Regions from separate parts of the Mus musculus genome. Here regions 2 and 3 are each linked to region 1. The links are chromatin contacts, found by POLR2A ChIA-PET in ENCODE. All regions are on one chromosome and are shown on one strand. The core of a region is the stretch at or near the end of the contact, and the rest is flanking DNA. Distances in the headings are between cores, read along the strand shown. Region 1 holds the start of Thap11 (THAP domain containing 11). Region 2 holds the start of Ripor1 (RHO family interacting cell polarization regulator 1). Region 3 holds the start of Nfatc3 (nuclear factor of activated T cells, cytoplasmic, calcineurin dependent 3).

What was found. ChIA-PET counts read pairs that join two places held with the same protein, here RNA polymerase II (POLR2A).
Region 2: POLR2A ChIA-PET joins it to region 1 with 10 read pairs in Patski. The contact joins the promoter of Ripor1 here to the promoter of Thap11 in region 1. POLR2A ChIA-PET finds 5 or more read pairs at or near these places in 3 of 5 experiments (Patski and embryonic stem cell).
Region 3: POLR2A ChIA-PET joins it to region 1 with 12 read pairs in Patski. The contact joins the promoter of Nfatc3 here to the promoter of Thap11 in region 1. POLR2A ChIA-PET finds 5 or more read pairs at or near these places in 3 of 5 experiments (Patski and embryonic stem cell).

Annotation. Positions count from the first base shown.
Region 1 is chr8:105,853,657-105,856,520 of GRCm38, forward strand. Thap11 (THAP domain containing 11) reads left to right here and starts at 1,447. Exons shown (of 1, transcript NM_021513.2): 1 at 1,447-2,864. The coding sequence starts at 1,705. The coding sequence ends at 2,622. It also overlaps a transcript of Cenpt not described here.
Region 2 is chr8:105,603,787-105,606,650 of GRCm38, forward strand. It overlaps Ripor1 (RHO family interacting cell polarization regulator 1), which reads left to right and starts at 1,443. Exons shown (of 22, transcript NM_001081241.2): 1 at 1,443-1,564.
Region 3 is chr8:106,058,201-106,061,064 of GRCm38, forward strand. Nfatc3 (nuclear factor of activated T cells, cytoplasmic, calcineurin dependent 3) reads left to right here and starts at 1,390. Exons shown (of 10, transcript NM_010901.3): 1 at 1,390-1,793. The coding sequence starts at 1,691.

The DNA.
Region 1 (2,864 bases), core at 197-2,696:
GGTTTGAATCAATGTGATTCTTCCTCACAAGTTAAAAAGCCAGGCATGAGCAGGGCAGTGGTGGCACAGGCCTTTAATCCCAGCACTTAGGAGGCAGAGGCAGGCTGATTTCTGAGTTCGAGGCCAGCTTGGTCTATAGAGGGAGTTTCAGGACAGCAAGGACTACACAGAGAAAACCTGTCTTGAAAAACCAAAAATAAATAAATAAAAAAAATACCAAGCATTGTGTCCCATGCCTATAATGGCAGTGCTAGAGGTGCATCCCTGCAGCTAACTGGCCAGCCAGCCTAAAATGAAAAGGCCAGCCGGCGTGGTGGCATACGCCTTTAATCCCAGCACTTGGGAGGCAGAGGCAGGTGGATTTCTGAGTTCGAGGCCAGCCTGGTCTACAGAGTGAGTTCCAGGACAGCCAGGGCTACACAGAGAAATCCTGTCTCAAAAAAAAAAAAAAAAAAAGAAAAAAGAAAAGGCCAAGGGCCTTGAGGAATGAATGATACCCAGAAATTGACACTCACTGGCACACATATGAACATGCATAAATGCAAACATTACTCCCCCACTCTCACACATGATATATGTATAAACATATCTCCCATTACTTTGAATGTTTTTAAAATTAATAAATGTGAAAAATATTATACGATATTTATATATTGGTTTGTTTGGTTGGTTTTTGTTTTTTGTTTTTTTTTCGAGACAGGGTTTCTCTGTGTAGCCCTGGCTGTCCTGGAACTCACTCTTTAGACCAGGCTGGCCGCGAACTCAGAAATCTGCCTCCGCCTCTGCCTCCTAAGTGCTGGGATTAATGGCGTGTGCCACCAATTGCCTTGAATGTGTTTTCCCTTCACTGTCTGGCACATTGTAAGCAGCTAGTAGGGACATGGTTTAGGTCAGTGAGTCCATCCATGTAAGAGGTAGCTGAGAGTCGGGAGAGTGCTCCCAATATAAGAAATTGACTCCAGAAGTTCTTCTGGGAGGACTCGGGTTTCCTCTAGGCTAAAGAATGCAGTCCACTCCAAGGTACTGGGGGTCGGGGGTGGGGTGGGGTGGGGTGTTTTTTATAGCAAGCTGCAGAACCTCATTCAAATCCTGGTCTGCAGGAACTCCACCTCTCCTTTAGGAGGCGCTGCAGCCCGCGGCCGCACCAAAACGTTCTTCTGAGGCATCATGGAACTTGTAGTCTTTGTGTTCTTATACCCAGAGCGCTTGCGCTCACCAGGCACGCGCCCGGTACCATCAGGATTCCGGATCCTTGTGAAGGGTAGCCCATGCCATAACGTTCCATTCGAATACATTTTTACCTTTCGCTTAGGACGAGCTTCATCTGGAAAATAATCGACTCTGAACAGGATATCGCGGTGTCCAGGAAAGCCGCCGGAATAAGCCCGCCCCATCCCGGAAGTGAGAGGCTTCTGGCGCAGTGCATTGTGGGGGGCGTAGTCCTCCTTTCCAGGCGGTCCTTCGCGGCGTCCCCCGGGCCGACTCCGAAGCGCAGGCGGACGGCCGGGTGGGTAGCGCGGCGCGGGCGGTCCGCAACCATATTCTGGGCACGGGGCCTCGGCCCGGGACGACTGCGCCGGGCGGCAATAGTGAGAGGCCTCTGAGAGCCTCGCGCGGCGCCGCCCGTCGAGGAGCTGAGACAGGGGCCAGACCCGGCCGTCGAAGAGCTCGAGAGGCCGGTGGGCCGGGCCGCGCGTCGCAGCCATGCCTGGCTTTACGTGCTGCGTTCCGGGCTGCTACAACAATTCACACCGGGACAAGGCGCTGCACTTCTACACGTTTCCCAAGGACGCTGAGTTGCGGCGCCTCTGGCTCAAGAACGTGTCCCGTGCTGGCGTCAGTGGGTGCTTCTCCACCTTCCAACCCACCACCGGCCACCGTCTCTGCAGCGTCCACTTTCAGGGCGGCCGCAAGACCTACACGGTGCGCGTTCCCACCATTTTCCCGCTGCGTGGCGTCAATGAGCGCAAAGTAGCTCGGAGACCTGCGGGAGCTGCGGCAGCCCGCCGTAGGCAGCAGCAGCAGCAACAACAACAGCAGCAGCAGCAACAGCAGCAGCTGCAACAGCAGCAGCCGTCTCCGTCCTCCTCCACTGCCCAGACCACCCAGTTGCAGCCGAACCTGGTGTCTGCCTCTGCAGCTGTGCTTCTTACGCTTCAGGCCGCCGTAGACAGCAACCAGGCTCCGGGATCCGTGGTTCCCGTGTCCACGACTCCCTCGGGAGATGATGTGAAGCCCATCGACCTCACAGTGCAAGTCGAGTTTGCAGCTGCTGAAGGGGCAGCCGCCGCTGCCGCCGCCTCAGAGCTAGAGGCTGCTACGGCTGGGCTGGAGGCCGCTGAGTGCACTCTGGGCCCTCAGCTGGTGGTGGTAGGGGAAGAGGGCTTCCCTGACACTGGCTCTGACCACTCGTACTCCTTGTCCTCGGGTACCACGGAGGAGGAGCTCCTGCGCAAGCTGAACGAGCAGCGGGACATCTTGGCCCTGATGGAAGTGAAGATGAAGGAGATGAAGGGTAGCATCCGCCATCTGCGTCTCACCGAGGCCAAGCTCCGTGAAGAACTTCGAGAGAAGGATCGTCTGCTTGCCATGGCTGTCATCCGTAAGAAGCACGGCATGTGAATGGTTCCCCCCAGAAACCTGCAGAATTCGTGACTCCTTCCAGCCCAAGGAATCCTCAGGCAAATGTTGTACTCCCCAGTATTCCTGTTGACAGTGCCGAGGTTTAGGACAGCGGGACTCCAGTTGGTCAGTTGGCACCTTCTTTCGTCTCCTCGTGAAGTAAGAGTTGGGGACTTCAGAATCTGGTGACACCAGCAGTTATGACTTTGTCTCTCACTCCCCAGTTTATGTTGCAGATTCTG
Region 2 (2,864 bases), core at 193-2,692, 250 kb before region 1:
CAGTTCAAAACATTGGCTGTTTTTTCCAGAGAACCTGGATTCAATTCCCAGCACCCACAGGCCAATCACTCACAATTGTAATTCCAGTACCAGGGGATCTGACATCCTCACACAGATATACATGCAGGCAAAACACCAATGCACATAAAATAAAACTAAATAAATTAAATAAAAAATAAAAAAAAAGAGCCCGGCAGTGGTGGCGCATGCCTTTAATCCCAGCACTTGGGAGGCAGAGGCAGGTAGATCTCTGGGTGATCTCTGGGTGTTTGAGGCCAGCCTGCTCTACAGAGAGAGTTCCAGAACAGCCAGGGCTACATAGTGTTAGACCCTGTGTTTAAAAGAAAAAAAAATCCTGGGAAAGGGATGGGGGCATTCACAAGGGCATCCAGGGCTCTGGAACAAGCAAGTGTTCTGGGGGAAAAGCCTGGAGGGTTGAGAAAGAGGCTGAGGGTGTCTCTGGAAAGAGCCTAGGGGGATGAAGATGTTGGTATTCCAGAATCCTACCATATCGGGTTGTTGAGACCTACGCTCAGGATCAGTGTCAGGCTCAGAAATTCAGGCACCTCTTAAAATCCATCAGACCACCCCTGAGTATGCCTGACCTACCTCAAAAGATGAGATGTTGCAGGAAACAGGAACGCCAAGAGGTGGAGGATAGGGACAGGGGGTTGGAGAGAGCTAATAGCATCTGGTTAATAATGGGAGGGGTAGGGGATTGGAGTCAGCTTGTTGGTCAGGCCAGCTCTCTGTTACACCATAACTCATTTTTGCCTTTGACCCCCATGGCCAATGTATGTTCCCAGTACGCATACCCAGACCTTACCAGGTTAGTCACTTATATCCCAGAAACAAAATCTGTAACTCCCCAGAAAGCAGTACCCGCTGAGTGGTTACACGCTTGCCTGGCCTAGCTATGAGCCCTATTTATAAGGAAGACGTTGTCGAAAAGGCTCTCTGATCCTACAGCGGGAAACTGAGGCTGGCTGAAAAAGTGGGAAGGGATGAGGGGCAGAACTTCAACCCAGAAGGTGTGCGACGGTTAGGCCAGATTCTGGTTCCCTTATCTAAGCCTCTCCAGACCCTAAGCACTTCCTCCAACCACCCCAACTTTCCGTGTCAGCTCCAAGAACCTGTTTATGGTGACAGGAAGGGAGCCTGAGGTCTTTAGAGCTGCAGAGATCTGGGTAAGAGGCAAGTAGGAGGGGTTCCCTAGCGCCCCCTACCCCAGATTTAAGGTCTGCATGCAGTTCCCAGGAAGCTGTCCGGTTCCCGCAGACACCTTCGCTCTCCCTTCGCTCTCCCTTTCCACAAGCTGGTTGACACGGTAGGCAGACCACTCTGCCGGGTAACTCGCGAAGGCGGAGCGAGCTGTGGGCGCCCCTTCGGGGTGCGGGAGCCGGAGGGGAGCGCAGGAGGTGGGGCCCAGAGGGGCGGGGCGGGGCGGCGGAGAGGAGGGAGGGGCAGGCGCCGGCCGCGGCGACAGCGGCAGCTGCAGCGCGAGCAGGCCGGGCAACGCCGAGAGTACCGACAGCGCGAGGTCCTTGCAGCCCAGCGCAGCCATGTGAGTGTCCGCGCCGTTTCCTAAGGCCGTGGCGGGGAGAAGGGGCGAGCTGTGGATCCCGTGCGTCCTGCACCCGCGCCGCCCATCGGCTCCCGGACTTGCGACCGGGTCCCGCCTCACCCCGTTCTCGCGACCCGGATCGCGCCGTGTCTTTTCTCCCCACCCCCACCCCCACCCCGGGCACGGAGAACGCAGCTTCGCCCCACAAAAGCCGCCGCCTCCGGCTCTGCCGCGCCCGCCGCCTCCTCCCTTCCCTTCCGCGCCCAGGCCGCCACGGCAGTGCCCCGGGGCTCCACTGTGGGCAGGCCCGAGGGCGAGCCTGAGACGCCTTTCTGGGCCTGGGATTGGCTTTATCCTGGAGCCTGCGGTGCGGCAGAGGCTGATCTGGGAATGGGAACGGGGCGACAGGGTGCAGGAGACCCCCTAGATGAGCTAGCTAGTGTTCCTGGCCCTGGTCGACCTAAGCTGCTTTGGGGCCAGGCCCGAGGTGACTGAAGACTGAATTTGCCCGAGGCCACACTCTCCACCCAAACCGAAGCTGAAGCTGGAGAAGGTCGTTTTGGCGGCGGTCGACAGACCCTGTCCCTGGAAATGGAAGCTGCTATGGGGACTCAGCAAACAGTCAGAACTAAGCATCCTGTAGAACTGGTTTGGGGAAGGGGTTGTTCAACCAGGGCTAGAGCCCCGGCTATGTCAGCTTTTAGGACCCTCTGTCCTCCTATCTTAAGTTAAGTCTGAGTGTGACCTCTCTTACCGGCCCTTCCAAATCATTTCTGATGTGCGTGCAGGCTGGTCTCGTGTGTAAAATCTAATACAATAATAACGGTGTCCTGGCCACCGTCTATGTGGCTGCGTGCGTCTTGGACCTGCACATTCGACTGACATGCAGCCTTCTGAGAAGGTGTATGACCATCTGGCAGATGTAAATACTGGGCCAGAGAGGTTAGCAGCATTTTCAAGGTCACACAGCTGGGTTGGGAAGAAGCAAGAATTCACTATCCACCTCTCTAGTATTGACAGTGGGGGTTGGGAGCACTACAGCCGGACAAGGACTGCCAAGGCTCCCTCGTCTACCTCCCACACAGTCCTGGGCCCTGTGGGCAGCAGAGCGAGATGAGCAGTCCCTGGGCCTGGGTTTGGGTGGGAGGGAGGGGAGCGCACAAGGCGTTTGGACTAGGATCTGCCTAGGTGGAAAACCAGGCGAGGAGGGCGAGAGTGAGTCAGAGCGTTCCCAATCCGCCACCGCTGGGACTCGCGACCTAGCCAGACCTAGCCGGGGGAGGCTGTCCAGCTCCCAGAA
Region 3 (2,864 bases), core at 140-2,639, 200 kb after region 1:
TGCTCGTCTTTTGCTTGGATCTCCAGTTTCTACTACTCCTGTAGCGTGTGGGTGGGTGTTCAATGTCCTCAGAGCTCCTATCACAGCTCTAATCTCTTTGCACAGTAATTATATATTTGCTATTCCTCTCTCTCTCAACCCTGATGGGAGACTATCTCTGTATCTCTGTGTCCCTCATAAGTACTGGTAAAGCCCTGAGCAGGAATAAACCAGTCCAAGATGAATGGCTCACGAGCTCAGAACATTCCTTGCTCTTCTGACCCTAGGCTTAGCCGGGGTCCCCCTGAGGCTCACTTAGTAGCCCAGGAATCACTGAGATGCAGAGATCTTTGCAAGGAGCTTGTGCTTGCTCCATTCTCCCAGGGGCTTTTGTGAGTAGTATCAGACTTGCTGTCGTGGAGGAGGTGGTCACTGGCTTCTCCCAACTCCTTCTCTTAATCATGCGCTAAGTAAACAAGACTGAGTCCCCAGACTCCAAGGGATGGTGTCTTGGGCCATCTCATGTCTCACCGGGGAAGGCAGACTCTTTGAGGTGAAACCAAGATTGAAAGCCGGTTCTTTTTGACAGCGTCACTTCCTATATGTGGGCTTTCCTTGCTCGGGTGTCACAATGCCTTAGTCTCACGGTTATGTACTAAGATGCAGAGGCCAAGAAGGGTACTTTTCTCTGTGTCTGCTCAACTTCCGTCAAGGACCAGACCTGGTCCCTCTGATTTAGGTGAGGCCTAGCTAGAATGCATGGCATCCTCTCCGGGCCGGCTTGAGGGGACAAAGGCACAGCCACTGAGACGGGGCCCCACCCCAGAAGGGTGGCTCTGAATCGACTCCAGACTTGTCTCGCAAGGTTTTCTTCGGCTCCACCCTAACCTACCCAAAAGTTCGAACCAATCCCTGGCCCTCTCCAAGTTACGCCATCGAAGTTGGTATGGAGGGATGCGGGGGATGAGTGGTAACTTTTGAGGTGGTCTAACGAACGTATCCACTCTAAACTCAGCTATAAGTGAAAAGTACCTCTGTGGGGCCAAATATCCGGACACCTATAACCCTGGCGCTCTGCTACCCACTTCCTCGACATGAGCTCCGCCCGATGAGGGGGAAAAAGATAGTCTCCAATTGGCCTACGTGGGTTCCCAATCTAATTAGACAGCGCTATTGGCCCTACCCTGGTCTTGGTTTAGAAACTGCGGAAGAAAGAGAGTTTTAACTACAACTTCCGAGAGGGAGCAGGGCTCTGGCGCTTCTTGCTCACGTGACTTCCTCCTCGCAGAGGACTCACGCGATAGGTCGGTGAGGAGGCGGGGCCCGTGGCTGTCAGCGGGGCCAGCGGCCTATGGGCTGCCCCGTCGGGCGGGAGCGCGGCGAGGGGCGGGGCTGGGCGCGCTGCAGGGCGCGGGAGCGCGCCGGCGGCGGTGGCGGCAGTGGCGGCGACTGTGGGGGTGGGGGGCGGGGAGCCTTGGTTGAGGCGACCGTGGCTTTTCTGCACCCTCGACCGGCGGCGGTGACGGCTCCCGGTGCGGCGGGGCGCTCGGCCAGCTTTCTAGGTCGGAACGGAACGCTCGGCCTCGCGGGCCCCGCCCGGAAAGTTTGCAGTGGAGCCGCGACCTCCTGGCCGGCGCGGCCCAGCATGAAGCGGCGCTGAGGAGCCGCCGCGGCCGCCTGAGGAGGAGGCGCTGCACCCCGGGCCACGCCGATGACTACTGCAAACTGTGGCGCCCACGACGAGCTCGACTTCAAACTCGTCTTCGGCGAGGACGGGGCACCAGCGCCGGTGTCCCAGGTCTCGCGGCCTGCAGGTGGGTGCCGGGCCGGCCGGGACTGTGGAGCGTGCCCTCGCCGCGCTCCCGCCAGCTCGCCTTCCCCTCGGTCCCCCTGGTGCGTGCGGGTGGCGAGGAAAGCCCGATTTAATTTGAGGAGGAGAAGGAGGCGTGTGGTTCGGGGCGACGTGGAAGTGTCTTGGCTGCGAGCGAACTAGTAGGGAACTCGACTCCGAGAGGCCAGTGGCCGGCGGACGCCCGGGCTTTGGAGGCAGAGGTTGTTGGGGCCAAAGCCCCAAGAGGTTTCTGGTTGTCGTAGCTGTGCCAGCGTGGTGCAGAGGAAATGTCTCCGAGAAGTGTAAGCGCACTTCGCTGTCTTTAGGCTAGTTGTAAAATTCTTTATTTGAAAGATGCGTGTTTTCAAATTCCACTTTAAAAAAAAATCTACTTTGCTAGAAGAGCGAGTTCGAGTTAGTGTCCACTTGTGTAAATTTATATTCCATCCACGCTTAGTTTCAAGTATACTATAACGGACCTTTCTGAAAACTGGGTTGTTTTGCTTGGGCAAAGTGTTTCTGGAGATTAAAAAACAAAAACAAAAAAACAAGATACGTTGCCTTTTAAAATTACAGTTCTCCTAGAATGTTCTAGAAGGCATTTTTTAATAATTTTAAAAAAAAAAGCTCTTCTCAGAAGATGTTTTAAAAGATAAGTTGGGAAAGCTGGACACCATAATGCTTGCGGGTCAAACCAGTCAGTAAATAGAAACAGGATGATGACTGGGGACTTAACTCTCTCCTGTGACCTGGTTTGGAATAGTGTGGTTCGTTAAGTTCAGCTTCCCTATTACATATGCAAGAGAACTTAGAAAAAGAAGATGGATAAGAGTATTCATGTTTATTCTTTCCAGTATTAAGTGAATTATTTAAATTTTTTCATAGTATTGTGAGGGCTAATACATTGTTTTCTCAGCGTTGCATTGAATCTCTAGGTGGTACAATACCTTTTAGTTCCTTTTCAGCCTTCGTATACTGTTTTCAACGTAATAAATATAAAGTTAAGAGTTGACTGTAGAGCCGGGGCGTGGTGACGCACGCCTTTAATCCCAGC